2 separate regions of the Homo sapiens genome follow, and region 1 is linked to region 2. A link is a contact called in ENCODE Hi-C or POLR2A ChIA-PET data. All regions are on one chromosome and are shown on one strand. The core of a region is the stretch at or near the end of the contact, and the rest is flanking DNA. Distances in the headings are between cores, read along the strand shown.

Region 1 (5,067 bases), core at 1,470-3,969, 38 kb after region 2:
AAATGGTATTTGATGATTGGCCACCCAATTCTCAGAGTACAATGTCAAAAGCCAGAAATCCATTTATTTAGTAACCAAAGCTCAATATCACACAAGTCACTTGGGCTCTGGTAAGGGAAGTTCTACCATCTGCACTTGGTAATTCCACTGTTCCGCTCATTTCCTAGGTAAGATACTGGGAGCATGTGTGGAAAAGCAAGACAAGGCTACAACCCAGGGGCAAATACACGTGCACACACGTACACAAATCAAAGGAACAAACATTTTTGGAAAAAAAATTTTTTAATTTAATTTTTAAACAAAAATAAAAGAAGGCGTAACAACATTCTTATGTGCTGAAATTCTAAGCATGTCTTTATTTGTATGTTTAGAAAGGATCCTTTTACAGGAAGGAAGGGCTGGAGGAGATAAGGATGAGAGGAAAAACGCGAATAACATAAAACTAAAATTAATAGATGCAGAGTTGTCCTTCTTCCCATTCTTCCAGAATCCTCTTCCTAGATTGCAAATCAAAATCTGCATTTAAATAGAATGTTTTTAGTGTAGGAAAGAGGAAGCCCTAGGGTACAAAGGTATTGCATTCAGGATCTATGGGCACAATACTGTATTTTAAATGAGATGAAGACTTTTGAAATTTACTGAATATATGACATATTCCAAACTGTCTTGTTATTACTACTATTTTTACTAAATTCTTCTATCCTAATAGGTGTTTCTCTTTTATGGCCAGAACTTTTAATAAAAGTAATGTGATATTACATCATTCTATCAATTAAATCTTGAGAAAAGATTACACGATCCAGGGATCTTATAAGCTGTGGGCTCTGATAATTCCAGCCATTATTCAGTGTGAAATTCAAACAGTCTGAATTCATTAACATTGGTTGTTACAAATCGGCATTTTTAGACTTTGCCATAAAATGCAGGAGTCCAGACCCAGTGACCTGAATCTAACCGCCTTTCATGTGAAGTGGCCGTGTTCCCGGCCTCTCCCAGTGTGGCTCTCGAGAGAAAGCCTCATGTCTTCGTCCTCTCCATGGCTGGCCTCAGGCTCTTTGGTCACACTTAATGTTCAGGCAAATTGCAGAGACCTCAAGCCATTTAAAGGAGTAGAGACATGTTCCCAGGGAAGGATGTCCATTACGAAACAGATGTCCAGGTGGGCATAGGAGCGGGTGCAGCAGCATGGTGCCAGCACCTCGCCTTGGCTGCGGCTGGGATCAGCACACCCTCACAACTAAAACCCCAATGCGTGACATTTGGGAAAGGCTTCATGGAAACCCCAAACCTTTCACTGCTTGATAGGAAAACATTATTACCAGGTCGATGGGCAAGGAGTGAGCAACCCACATCCCAAGTGCCAGGTGGAAGACAGAACCTTCAGGAACACAGCAGACCTTCACGACCAAGAAAGGTTTGAGTTCCGTTCGTCTTGCATCGAAATGTTCATTGCAACATAGACCACAGGTACCGGCTTGGAGAGATGCAACCTGTACTACCTTCCCCTCCAGCCCAGCCAGGCGAGCAGGGCATCTCCCACATGCTAAGCCTTTGGCTGTGTGCATTTACTGCTGCTACTGCAGCAATCATCTTTGTGTGTGTACATATATTCATGGGGTACAAGTGCAATTTTCTACATCCATACATTGCATTGTGGTGAAGTCAGGGCCTTCAGTGCCTCGATCGCTGAAACAATGCACATTGTACCCACCAAGCCACCTCTCATCAGCCTCCCTCGTCAGTCCCCATAATGTCATTCCAGACTCAGCAGTCATTCTTGACTAAGCTCTTAACATGTACCAGGTATCTGTTAAGCCCCGTTCAGTACTGTTTCATTGAATCCCCACAACTCTGAGATTAAGCACTACTACCTGCTGCATTTGCAAGAGGGGGAAACTGAGGCACTAGGCTCAGAGGGGCATAGTTTGTCCAAGGTCAACACCATCAGAGGAGGACAAGGTCAAGTTGTAAACATTTTTTGGCCATACCATGAGGACTCTGCCCTCCTGCCATCACCAAGGCCAGGACCAAGTCCTGTGCAATTAGAATCATTACCTTCCCCTTGCAAACATCAGGAGGAAGTGCCAGAGCCGCTGGGGCTCCTGGAGGGAGTGACTGTTATGATGCAATTCCATGCTAAAGAATTCTTCCTGGCCACATCAAACTCTGCATCAATCTGCTCTGTTTAAACACACAGGCAGAGAGGGCTTTCCGGCCTTCAGCAGGCCTCTGCAGTGCTGCCACTTAAGCCCAGGGTTTGCAGGGGGGTGGGGATCAGAGCACAAATCAATGTTGAGTCCTCCTTCCCAGAGGAAGCTGTCGCCCTGTGTCATGGTTTAGAGGTCATCTTCTGCTGTAATGAGGGAGTGGCAGTGAGTTTCAATTGAATTACAAAAAGCCAGGAGTACTGTACTCTCATCAAAGTGAAGGTTTTTTTTAACAAATGTGGGACTGGGGCCGTCAGTTACACATGCAGGAAACACCAGCTTCCAGGCCTCTGAAGGTGAGCAAAGCAGCAGCCACCATGCTGGGTCCTTGAATTTGATACAGAAGCCATCTGAGCTTTGTCTCGAGGGACCCAGGCCTACAGGACTTGCAGAGCCAGTGGGCCTTCTTGCTGTCCTCATCATCCCAGCTTGGATGTAGTCAGGTTGGCTGAACCACATTATCCCTCACCTACGAGGCTGCCGCAAGAGCAGCACCCACAGGTGGCGGGAGAGTACAGCTGGGTCCCCACACCCTACCTGCATGGGTTTAGACTCCCCGCCCTACTTGCACAAAGGAGAGGCGGGGGCATGACTTCACTTCCCTGCGGTGGAAAGCTCAAGAACACGGCGTGATTATCTCAGAACATGCACACCTCCCCTGAACAGGTAGTATAACATGCTGGGTTGCCTTCTGTCTGCAGAAAACACTCCCAGCTAACACAGAACCAACCCAGCCTTCCAGACAGCTGCTGCGATGCGCTCCTACATGTGCCCAGCCCACTCCACACCCCCCTGGCCCCACTGCAGCCTGGATTCATTCATTCAAAAAATTACTTCTGGGGCATCTACAATATGCAGGCCATGCACAGAATTAAGGGGACAATGAGCTCAAGGAGCTAGCTCTGCTTCAGGGAGCTGCGGAAATCACTCTGGAAGGTTCTAAGTTCGTAGTCAGAGTCCTGCTCCTTGGTCCAAGTCCATTTACAACACTTTTTAACTTCCCCTGATACAGGAATCAGAAGGCTCAGGGAGTGAGAAGAGACACCCTTGGCTGCTGCACTAAGAGGGACTGAAGACTCCCTCCAGACAACAGGCCACCCAGGCAGAGGGAGCCCAAATGCTCACAGGAAAGCCAACCCCAGGAGGTACAGACGCTTCTGCGACATGCAGAAGAGACAAAGTGGCCTCGAGCAGCTGGAGCCAAGGTCTCCTAGGACGCAGGCCCCATCCATGCCCCCCAGGCGTCCCACCACCGCGGAAGTGGGTGATAGGGAGGACTCACTTGCCATGACCAGCTGAACCAAGGGGTATATCCTACAAACCTGCAGTGTCCGGGAAAGAGGCGAGCTTCCCCCAGGAAAGGGGGCAAGCCTGTCCCACAGCTCTGGGACCCTCCTGTAAGCACCCTCCCACCCCTGCTGAAGAGCCTCTCCCCCTACATCCCTGAGGAAACTGATCACCCAAGCTGAATTTTTCAAGGAGTTGCAGGTTACACCCTACCCACGACAACAAAGGTTTCCTTTGAGTTAAACAACGTATAGCTGAACCGGAAGAGGGAAGGTGACCACGGGAAAGGTGTTGCATTACAAGGCTCAGGAATTCGATACCTTCACCACCAATTCTCGTTTTCCACAAATCCCTATTAAAAGACAGCACGGTACCGTTCCCAGAAATCAAGGCTCACACCACGTGGAGCTGACTGGATGCTCACGGGGACATTCGATCCCAGCGGCCTGGAGAAAGGACGGAACAGGAGGACCCTGTGCGGGCGCCATTGTTGTTCATCAGTATACATTTATAAAGAAACGGAAATTAAACACTGTCATCAGATGCTCTGCACTGCTGCTCATCCACGGCTGTGTTTTTTCATCCTCCCACATTAACATTTCCCCCTAATGTTCTATCTTTTTGCCATATATAATTAATTTTAACAGCTTCTGCAACTTCCCCACAGGTTGTTGCTGTTTCTTTTAAACAGTATACTGCTGAGAAATTGATTTGTTTGCTCCGCGTGCCTGAAGAAACCACATTATGAAATATGTATAAATGTCACTGTTCGGGCTGCTTCTCAGGATAAGTGCAGAAAAACGTTCCATTTTACCTCCTTACACAGGAGTCCACTCACGGAGGCTACTCGCATGTATTACCCGTGTGCTCACACACAAATGCCGATGAATTACGCAGCATTTTCTTTGAAAACCTCCTATTTATCCTTAACTGGTACAAGGCTAGGGGAATCATCTTAATTGCTACATGGAAAGAATGAATTGCAAAAGCATTCAGTCGACCAAGAAGACTTTATTTTTAACAGCATGGGGCCAGGTGGAAGTTGCCAAGTTTGCCAAAAATAAATGAATCAACCAATCAATAAAGCAAATGTGTTCAGCTGGTGTTAAATGAATGCCTGGGAAGAAGGAAGCCACAGACAGCACGTCCTTCTTTCTCCCCTTCTCCCGCCCCCACCCCTGTGAAAACACCAGGCCCGAGGACACGAGGGTCATGGGAATTCTCAGCCATTTCCTAAATCGTTACTTTTATTTATTTATTAATTTATTTGAGACAGGGTCTGCCTCTGTCACTCAGGCTAAGTAGAGGGGTGTGATCACAGTGCACTGCAGACGTGAGCTCCCAGGCTCACACAATCTGGCCACCCAGGCATAGGCAGGCGCCGCCACCTGGCCGAGTTTTAAAAACATTTTCTGGAGATGGGGTCTCCCTCTGTCACCCAAGGCTGAGTGCAGTGGTGCAATCATGGCTTACTGCAGCCTTGACCTCCCAGGCTCACACAATCCTCCCACCCAGCTACTCTGGAACCTGAGGACCACAGATACACACCACCACCTGGCTGATTTTTTAAAAA
Region 2 (5,198 bases), core at 298-2,797:
CCGCAAGCCACATACGTGTTTTACCCCACACGTCATGAGGCCTGTGGCACCCCGATGGGGACTGAGCATTCACTCTTCTGCCCACGTGAGGAACCAACAAAAGCTGGCAAGGACACCCCAGGATAACACCCAAACACGTCGACTCGTGCGAAAGGCCTCATGCACGATCCTTTCTTGCTGTGGCAAAACCGTTAAGTTTCTCTCAACACACACAAAACCGAAGTAAAATGCTCATCCTCTGGCTCCCCTACAGTAGTAAAAATTAATTGCCACATAAAATTGCTGATTCCTACCAAATGAAGCTGTACGATTTATCAGCTCATGGATGGCGCAAACTCAATGGTGGTTTAACTACATCACCTGAGTTATTGCTGTGTTTTCTCTCAGTGACAGCTTTACGGGGAATGTAAGTTTTGCGAATTCATTCATGTAGGACAAACTTCCAAAGTAAACAAAAGCATTAAGCAGACACAGCTCTCCCGTGGCTATGTCACAGCGATTCTCAAAGCCACAGGGTGTCTGGGCAAGAAGGGTGGACACCCCGTGTAGGGACCCCTGCAGCAACTCCATCAGGCACGGTTTTCCCCCACCCCCAGGCTGCAGTGCCACCTTCCAGGGGTGCTCTCTGCTGAAGCCCTCAACCCCCCGCACCCCAACTTTAGAGGCCATCGTAATTTAATTATCCAACTCCAATTCCACATAGGAATCCAGTTATTTAAAATGCATTAAAAAAATAAATCACTGCCAGTAGGTTTTGTATTTTTGGCCAGGACAAAGAATTTATAAACAGCTTATATATATGGTGTGGAAGACAGTTAGATGGTGAATACCTCAGGGAACACCATAGTCTCCTCGGTTTTCACCAGAGTTTGCCTGGGAGCCGGGACATCCCTATCATTTTATGGGCTATTTCTGTTTTCTTCATCATTTGTCCCCTGTCCATTAGACAACAATGGATTGATCTTTTTCTAATCTGAATTAGGCCAGGCACAAACAGGTAAGTTACCTTCCGGTTTCCATAATTACGGGAACAGGCAAGTACTTCTTCCAAACTCAGGCCTTCAGAGAAAAATAACTGTGGTGGGAGGGGTGCAATCCCTGGGGAAACAGCGTTCTTGGTGAGGACAATGCTGAGGTCACCCATCGGTCTCCGAAGAATAGCAGTTCTACTTCTCAAGGGAAGAGAGCCCCAACTCTAAGAATTTCAGGTACATGAAAAAAAAGTGCCACAATCCATTGTCCAAGTTTGCCTTATGTTCTATTTATAGTCAGAGTGCGTGCTCTGAATCTGTTTTAGAATCATGTTCTTCAGGACAACTTGAAATAAAAATCAGAGAAGTTTAGTTTCAAAAAAGGCAGAGAGGTGACTATCCACCCAGGAGACTTCACCCATTCCCGCCACGCCAGTGTCCCCAGTCAGCCTTGACCCTGCTTCCCTGACTGTGTAGTGAGATGTGGGGATTCAGCCCAAGGCTTGTGGTTAAAGACAGAGGAAGAAAAGACAAAGAATGAAACCTTTCTGGTTTGGTGACTTAGCTCAGAGCTGGTCTGGCTCTTCTCTACTTTCTTGCCAAGTTTTGCATATTTGGGATTTCAGTTTCACAAGCTTCCCCACCTCACTGGTTTTACTGCTTAACGAGCAGAGAATATGCTCTAATGATTATCTGAAACACACCCACAGGTAACCACAACTGTTTCACACAGAACAGGAAATGCCCAGCAAAGAAACTCTCACTTGATGATGAAATGTTTGCCACTAGAAAATACATCGTACTGTCCCCATTCCATGGGCTCCCCAAACCACTCTGCACAAAAACTGTGGTTGCGGAGGGGCTGCTTGACAGACTGTTCTTTGACTGGGCTCTTCAGGTTCCAGTCTTTCCAGGGAGGTCCAGCCATCATCAGATCCAAATGGAAGTCTTGCAACTGGGGCACTCTGCTTGAACTCAAATGCCCCCAACAAGAGCCTTGTTCTCTTTGTGATGATTTCCTGTGCTGCACACATGAATCTGTGCTTTTCTCAATGTGCACTTTTTAAAAAATTGAAAACAACCCAAGGATGAGTCAACATTTTAATGCAGCTCATACCTGACTGTCAACTTCAGCAAAATAAAGGGAAGGAAGAGCAAAGCCCGCAGGGGCTTTGGGGAAGGCGAGGTGGCGAAGGGAAGAGGCAGGATCCGGCTAACAAATGCCAGTATCAGGGAAATACCAAGTCCACATCCTGCGCAGTCAGCTCCCCAGGATTTGTTTTTGTGGGTCTCTGAGCTGAGAGCTAAGGGGGCCGGAGGGAGAAAGTGGGAGGTAAAGTTAGAGGAGGGACTCACTGTAGGAGCACACTGCCAGCTCTTGTGGCCAGCCCCAGTGGAAAAGAAATCCCACTAAATTTACATCCATTCGTGCTCCATATGAAGAAGCTGAGGGTCACTGTCCTCTTCTAGCTATTTCATTCAGCTGGCTTTCCAGTCTATCAGAAAAATGCCATCATCGGCTGGGTGTGGTGACTCTCACCTATAATCCCAACACTTTGGGAGGCTGAGGTGGGCGGATAGCTTGAGCCTAGGATAGCTTGAGACCAGCCTGGGCAACATGGCGAAACCCTGTCCTAAGAAAAATACAAAAATTAGCCTGGCTTGGTGGCATGCGCCTGTAATCCCAGCTACCCAGGTGGCTGAGGTGGGAGGATCGCTTGAGCCCAGAAGGCAGAGGTTACAGTGAGCCCTGATTGTGCCATGGCACTCTAGCCAAAAAAAAAAAGCCGTCATCTTCTTGATGGTGAACTCCCTCTAATGCTCAGGCTGATGTCCTAACACCCAGGACAACGTCTGAGTGACCAGTGGCTCTTGGCTGAGGGATGTGAGCTATGAGCCCCTACATCACAGCTTCTGTTAACATGGCGATGGCTAGGCACAGGCAGCCACCCCTCTACCAAGCCACATCCCAAATCCTAACCCCAGCAGAGCCAGAGACTCAATGCTTTGTGTCACATGGAGCTACCAACATCAGGACCAGCGAGAAATCGGGAAAACATCAAGTCAGAACGTCCCGTGCCTTCTAAGCAGTCAGGTGCATGCACCATGCTAGGTGAGTGCAGGGCAGGAACGGAAGGCAAGCAGGGTGCGCAGATGTAACGGGGGAAGCAGGCACGGCCAAGCACCCTAGAAAGTGCTGTCATGTTTCGTACAGGAGCCTGCTGGGGGTAGCTCACGGGGACTGGAAGCATGGCCCTGAAGTGTGGGCAGCATCTTTTCTGTTTGCACGACTCAAAGTCTGCCTGGTGGAGGAGGGTGACACCTGCACAGAAGCCAGGGAGCACAGTGCACCAACCTTCAGTGTAATCTCCAGTCCTGCCACTGACTCGTGAGCTGTGTGACTCTGGGTACATCACCTGAGCCCTTCACACCTGGGGGTTTCTTATCCATAAATGGAACGACCTCACCAGAATTTTAAAATGTAACAAAAAAGGAACTAGCCCATGTGTCGATCAGTAAATGCCTCAGGGTGAACTCGAGAATCCAGAAGTCTCCAGGGAAGCCCAGTGTGTGCGACGTGCCTCTTCCTATCTCCCCTGGGCAGTCTTCCCAGCTCCATGGAAAAGTCTTTGGTCAGCTGAACGCAGGCAAGGCTGCTGAATTCCTGAAGTCCCCGCCTGACCACCAGGCCCAGGTATAAGGGAAGGGCGACTCCTACTGATGGACAACCAGACACCCCCCACGTCCACCTGCTATGTGGGGCGATTCATTATTGGCCGGCAAAGGCTTACACTTTTTTCTTTCAAGAATTTTTTTATTTAGAGATTACACAAAAAAAGTCTTCTGTGAAACCCATAACCCAGCCCAGGAATGAGAAAAACATCACACAAACTGCAGTAGAGGGACAATCCACAAAATATACTATCATAATCAAAACTGTCAAGGTCATCAAAAATAAGGAAAGACTGTGAAACTGCCACCGCCATGTGGGGCCTAAGGAGAAAGACAGTGACATACAAGGTGAAAAACTGGACAGGATTCTGGGATGGAAAAAGGATATCAGATCATCAGAATACAATGTAGACTTCAGTTAATATTAATGTATTGATAATTGGTTCATTAATTTTAATAAATGTCTCATACTAATGTAATGTCAAATGATAATAAGGAAACTAGGTGAGGAGATACGGAACTCTCCATGTAACCTTCTAGACGTTTCTGTAAATCAAACTGTTCTTAAAAATATCCATTTAGAAGGGAAAAAACTGCTTTTATATATGCCATTTATCAAACTTCTTATCTTACCATCTCAAAACCCAGGCAAAGGATATAATGTAAACCAAAATATGAGAGAAATCAAAGGAAAATATTAATGGCACGCATAACCCTCATTCTCTTTCTCTCAAAGCAGTAAGTTATAGCAAGTGTCAGCTGTCAGTCTGTGCACGTAGCCTTTAGTTCAAGGAAGGCCCTGACCTGTACACTGACCCAAGCATCAAGTCCCATGGGCAGGGCCCATGGTGGGACTCCCTGACCCGCGTCATTCTGTGCCCTCACCTCTGAAGCCGCCAAGTGCAGTGTCTGCCCAAGAAGCCACCGGGCTGCAGACCCAGGGCGGGTCCGATGTATACCCTAGGAGGCACCCCCAATTTCACCTCTCCTTGGTGGGCCTCTCACCTGTCCACTTGCCACAGGATCTACCTGCCCTCTGGTGCCAAGCAACAACGGATGAATACCCACTACCTCCAGACAGTCAGATGGGCCTCAACTCAGCCCCAACAAGCAGCCAGAAAGCAAAGCGAGGAAGATGACAGCCAATTTCACCATGCGGCCCAGGCCCACAGACTCCAGAGGATTTTGGGAAGCTTCACAGCTGCACCAGAGTTCTGCCCCACGACCATCCTGATCTGCGAAGGACACGTCCATTCTGACCACAGATGTTCACTGAGCCTCTGCTAGGCACAGGGTGAACACCATACAATGACCATTCCCAAATTCAGGAGTGTGAAACTTCATCTACATTAAAGAATTCAAACTACGTAGACAGGGAGTTATATAAACCAAAAGAAAATGTTAATTTGCACACATAACCCCATCCCCTTTCTCTCAAAATAGCAAGTTATAAAAATCTAGAAAGTAGAGAACATTTTATTTGCAGTTTGGATAACCTAAGGTTTACTGAGCAATGAAACTGAGAATGTTTCCACTAACACACAGGCCACAGGT

The links. Hi-C counts contacts between places; a loop is a spot of excess contacts on that map. ChIA-PET counts read pairs that join two places held with the same protein, here RNA polymerase II (POLR2A). Pooled maps may share reads with other maps.
Region 1: a map of A673 shows a loop between it and region 2 (4-fold over the local background). The contact joins two enhancer-like sites. A Hi-C loop is called at or near these places in 4 of 168 maps with a recorded cell type or tissue (A673, ascending aorta, heart left ventricle and 1 more), 2 of 37 single-sample maps with no recorded cell type and 1 of 50 pooled maps. POLR2A ChIA-PET finds 5 or more read pairs at or near these places in 6 of 52 experiments (K562, Panc1, RWPE1 and 3 more).

What each region holds. Positions count from the first base shown.
Region 1 is chr10:125,100,257-125,105,323 of GRCh38, forward strand. The region is part of intron 2 of CTBP2 (C-terminal binding protein 2); the gene reads right to left. Among named protein-coding and RNA genes, the nearest start is that of CTBP2, 58 kb to the right of the region's middle. RefSeq lists an enhancer at 2,398-3,222. Within about 2 kb of position 2,720, at least 6 of the 41 ENCODE cell types and tissues checked have a DNase peak (open chromatin) inside an H3K27ac peak, as active enhancers do.
Region 2 is chr10:125,063,329-125,068,526 of GRCh38, forward strand. The region is part of intron 2 of CTBP2 (C-terminal binding protein 2); the gene reads right to left. Among named protein-coding and RNA genes, the nearest start is that of MIR4296, 33 kb to the left of the region's middle. RefSeq lists an enhancer at 1-252. Within about 2 kb of position 1,548, at least 15 of the 41 ENCODE cell types and tissues checked have a DNase peak (open chromatin) inside an H3K27ac peak, as active enhancers do.